2 separate regions of the Homo sapiens genome follow, and region 2 is linked to region 1. A link is a loop called in an ENCODE intact Hi-C map of the cell type or tissue named here. Cell type or tissue: CD4-positive, alpha-beta T cell. All regions are shown on one strand.

What was found. A loop is a pair of places that touch in the nucleus more often than their neighbours do. Peaks named below come from ENCODE experiments on the same cell type or tissue, not always from the same donor. Only the 100,000 strongest peaks of a DNase experiment are listed, where the experiment ranks them.
Region 2: it touches region 1 in a loop (4-fold over the local background); 1 of 110 quality-filtered maps calls a loop at or near these places.

What each region holds. Positions count from the first base shown.
Region 1 is chr20:35,724,535-35,727,034 of GRCh38, forward strand. RBM39 (RNA binding motif protein 39) reads right to left here. Exons shown (of 17, transcript NM_184234.3): 7 at 504-621; 8 at 36-188. Among named protein-coding and RNA genes, the nearest start is that of RBM39, 16 kb to the right of the region's middle. In CD4-positive, alpha-beta T cell, no CTCF peak of the experiment used is centred here; a DNase peak (open chromatin) is centred at 1,168.
Region 2 is chr20:36,893,929-36,896,428 of GRCh38, forward strand. It overlaps TLDC2 (TBC/LysM-associated domain containing 2), which reads left to right. Exons shown (of 7, transcript NM_080628.3): 7 at 1-307. The region is part of intron 15 of SAMHD1 (SAM and HD domain containing deoxynucleoside triphosphate triphosphohydrolase 1); the gene reads right to left. Among named protein-coding and RNA genes, the nearest start is that of TLDC2, 19 kb to the left of the region's middle. In CD4-positive, alpha-beta T cell, no CTCF peak of the experiment used is centred here; no DNase peak of the experiment used is centred here.

The DNA.
Region 1 (2,500 bases):
CCAATAATCAAACTCTTAACCAACAAAAAAATTACCTGTGATGCCTGTACTATGATTGGCACGCCTAAAACTCGTTGGCCAGTTAATCCTATTGCTAGAGGCACTGAGCTAACATCGACGAACTCCACATAAGCAATTCCTTTGGAACGTCTTGAATTTCTGTCAGAAATCATCCTCACATCTCGAACCTAGAAAGAAAACACAGTTGTTTGTGCAAACATCCATTGTAACACATGTAGAATTATTTCAAGAGACACTGTTGAAGGATGAAGGTATTTTTAAAAATTTAATTAAAAAAGTAAATCTGTAGGACAATTCCTATATCCTATCTTTATCTTTGAACAAATTTGTAGTAACATTTATCAACTCCAATACTACAAGAGGCAAAATGGAAACATTACCACAAACAAATACTGCTACTAAATCAAATGAAGTATTTGATGTTTACATGTTTTCTCTTGCAATTTCTACCTACTTGACCTCCCTAAACAGGTTAAGATTACCTTTCCTACTGTAGAGAAAAACTCTTCCAAATCCCTTGGTCGAATTCTTGCCGCCAGCTGCATACAGAAGACTGTCCTTGCATCTCTTTCCTCAGGAGTTAAATTATCAATAGGTTCTCTAATAGGAGTAAAACATATAAAATTAATTTCATAACAGATTTTAAAATAATTTTTATCTTTTTTATTTCTTCATATAGTTCAACAGGTTTTCAGGTACAGGTGGGTTTTGGTTACATAGATGAGTTCTTTAATGGTGAATTCTGAGATTTTAGTGTACCTGTCACCTGAGCAGTATATACTGTACCCTCACTCCTTTCCCAACTCCACAACAATATTTCCATCTTTAGAAACCAGGTCTTGCTATGCTGCACAAGTTGGTCTTGAACTACTGATCTCAAGCAATCCTTTTGCCCTAAACTCCCCCATAGCTACGGCATTTCACCATGTTAACTAGGCTGGTCTCGAACTCCTGACCTCAGATGATCCGCCTGCCTTGGCCTCCCAAAGTGGTGGGATAACAGGTGTGAGCCACTACGCCTGGCCTAAAATAATTCTCAAACATGTTCAGTAAACAGAGTAAGCTGTGAAACTGGTTTGTCATAATTCCCAAACCCATTTTCTTTTTTTTTTTTTTTTTTTTCCAGAGGAAGTCTTGTTCTTGTCCCCCAGGCTTGGAGTGCAACGGCGCCATCTTGGCTCACCACAACCTCCGCCTCCCTGAGTTCAAGCAATTCTGCTGCCTCAGCCTCCTGAGTAGCTGGGACTACAGGCGCCTGCCACCACACCCAGCTAATTTTTGTATTTTAAGTAGAGATGTGGTTTCACCATGTTGGCCAGGCTGGTCTCCAACTTTTGATCTCAGGTGATGTGCCCGCCTCGGCCTCCCAAAGTGCTGGGATTACAGGCATGAGGCACCGCACCCGGCCAACCCAAGCCCATTTTCAGTAAGATCTATTGACAAAAAATGCGCATAAAACTATTCAATGTAACTCAATTCCTTCTAAAAACTAAGGTTTACTGTTTCTTGTAATCACATCTTACATGGCATTAGCACAGAAGTCTACTGGCCTTACCATCTCAAAAAAAGTAATTTTTCTTTTCTTTTTTTGTTTTTGAGATGGAGTCTCACTGTCACTCAGGCTGGAGTGCAGTGGCGCAATCTCGGCTCACTGCAACCTCCGCCTCCAGGGTTCAAGCAATTCTTCTGCCTCAGCCTCCCGAGTAGCTGGGACTACAGGTGTGTGCCACCATGCCTGGCTAATTTTCTGTATTTTTAGTAGACATGGGATTCCACTGTGTTAGCCAGGATGGTCTTGATCTCCTGATCTCGTGATCCACCCGCCTCGGCCTCCAAAAGTACTCGGATTGTAGGCGTCAGCCACCACGCCTGGCCCAAAAAGGGTAATTTTTCTAAAACAAGGGTCAACCAGAAGCCTGACAGTTTAATCATAGTCATAAAACATATCACCAGACCAATCACAAATGCCAGACTGATCCAAAATCAGTGTAATGGATGATTCTTTACAACAAAACCATGTAATTGTAAAGTCAAATTAAGTTTGACAATCACAAATGGCAAACTTGAAGTGAAACCCCAAATGATTCTACAAATTCTACTTTACAAATTTAGATACAGTGTCTATTAACATCATCTCTGTTACAAAATATCAATTAAGGTTGTAAGTCATCCTTTAAGATGTAAGCCTAAACACGATCTTTTCCATTTTTTGGACACTCTCAGGATGTACGGGGGTTGGGGTGGTCGCTCCACCTGTAAGATTTGTCACAAAAGCTTTTTTTTCTTTTTGGAAACGCAGTCTAGCTGTCACCCAGGCTGGAGTGCAGTGGTGTGATCTTGGCTCATCACAACCTCCATCTCACGGGTTCAAGCAATTCTCCTGCCTCTCTTCCCGAGTAACTGGGATTACACGCACGCGCCACTACATCCGGCTAATTTTTGTACTTTATTAGTAGAGATGGGGTTTCACCATGTTGGT
Region 2 (2,500 bases), 1.2 Mb after region 1:
ACTGGAGGTGAGAAGAGGGCAGAGAAGTCAGGTTTTTTCTCTCCCTACCTCCTCTGGCACGAGCGGCAGTGGCAGTGACTATTCTGTGGTTCTAGCTTTTGCAGGTGGCCCCAGCTCCTGGACTCCCACCTGCTCCCTTGGTCTCTCCTATCCTAGAGGTGGTAGCAGCTTCCTGCTGTTGAATCACTGTCCTCTATGCTCATTTAGCTCTGCCAAAACTTTTGTATCTCACCCCCATGTTAAATTTTTTCTGTTGAACTACACTGGATCTGACTTGATAGAACTATTAAAAATAGTTTTTAAAAAATGTGTTATTATTTTTTTTTGAGATGGAATTTTGCTCTGTCACCCATGCTGGAGTGCAGTGGCACAATTTTAGCTCACTGCAACCTCCACCTCCAGGGTTCAAGCGATTCTCCCGCCTCAGCCTCCCAAGTAGCTGGGATTATAGGTGTGCATCACCATGGCTAATTTTTGTATTTTTAGTAGAGATGGGGTTTCACTATGTTGGCCAGGATGGTCTCGAACTCCTGACCTCAGTAAAGGCAATCATTTAGGCCAGGCGTGGTGGTTCATGCCTGTAATCCCAACACTTTGGGAGGCCAAAGCAGGTGGATCACTTGAGGTCGGGAGTTCAAGACCAGCCTGGGCAACATGGTGAGACCCCGTCTTTACTAAAAATACAAAAATTAGCCGGGCATGGTGGCACGTGCCTGTAGTCCCAGCTACTCAGGAGGCGGAGGCAGGAGAATCACTTCAACCCGGGAGGTGGAGGTTGCAGTGAGCTGAAACTGTGCCACTGCACTCCAGCCTGGGCAACAGAGCAAGACTCTGTCTCAAAAAAAAGTCATCCTATTGTCATGATACTTGTACTTAAAGGCCTATCTCAAAATCAACAGTATTTATTTGTCTTTAAACTCATCTCTATTTCTACCCAGCTTGCTTTCTTTCTTTCTTTTTTTGAGACAGCATCTTGCTCTATCAACCAGGCTGGAGTGTAGTGGTGTGATCATAGCTCATTGCAGCCTCAGACTCCTAGGCTCAAGCAATCCTCCCACCTCAACCTCCCAAAGTGCTAGGATTACAGATATGAGCCACCATGCCTAGCATATAGCCAACTTTTTAATTTCTACTCATTCTACTTTCAGTTCTAGTGAATTTTATAAATGTAAACAAATACGTCACTTTCCTGCTTAAAACCCTTCAGTGTCAATGCTCCCTACTGCTCTTGGCTGACAGGACTTTGATAAAGCCCCAGACACCTCCACACTCTATGCTCCTTCCTGAAATGCATCATGTTCTTTCTCATCTTCCGACCTAACCCTGTGGTGTCTATGCCTCAACCCCTCCCCTACCACCACCTCCTGCTGCCAGCCCTTAACCCAGACAACTCCTCACTCAACCTTCAGGTCTCAGTTTATAAGCCCTTCTTTAAATAAGCTTTTCCTGACCAACCAAGACCAGCTAAATCCTCCTTGTTTTTCCTCTTCTAAGACTGTGTACTCACCCTATACCCAAAGTACTTACCATGCTCCTATAATTATTAACTTATGGAGAAAAATTAATAATAATTATTATTATCCCCAACTAGATTATTATCCCCAACCTGAATGGGATCCATGGGTTATTAGGAACTGTCTATCTTAGGTACTGTTCCAGGTACCTAACACAGGGCATGGCAAAATACTCACTCCGTGAGTGAATGTACCAAATTTATAGTAGTTATCACGACACAGCCAAACTTTAATAGCCTCTCTTGACTCTCTATTTCCAGACTCTCCAAGTTCCAGTCTATCTGCAGCTAGAGTTTTCAGTGATTTAGTTTCAGTGATTTAGTTTCACAGTACCTAGGACAGACATACAGTTGGCCCTCTGCATCCATGGGCAGATTCAACCAACTGTAGATAGAAAATATGAAGGGGGAAAAATGGATGGCTGTGTCTATACTAAGCATGTACAGAATTTCTTCTTGTCATGATTCCCTAAACAATACAGTATTAACAACTATTTACATAGATTTACATTGTAGTAGGTTTTATAAGTAATCTAGAGATATTTAAAGTATAAAGGAGGATATGTATAGGTCATATGCAAACACTATACCATTTTATATAAGGGACTTGAGCATCTGTGGATTTTTCTTTTCTTTTCTTTTCTTTTTGAGACAGAGTCTCGCTCTGTCACCCAGGCTGGAGTGCAGTCGCCGGCTAATTTTTTGTATTTTTAGTAGAGACGGGGTTTCACAGTATTAGCCAGGATAGTCTTGATCTCCTGACCTCGTGATCCGCCCACCTCGGCCTCCCAAAAGTGCTGGGATTACAGGCATGAGCCACCGCGCCCAGCCTATCCATGGATTTTTCTATCTGTGGGGTCTGTGGGGGTCCTGGAACTAGTTCCCCACAGACACCAAGGGACAATTCTACTCTTATTCCCACGGGTGTCACTCTAGTTGGAGATGACACACATTCAGGTAGATCATACAGTGCATGGTAATTCTTGA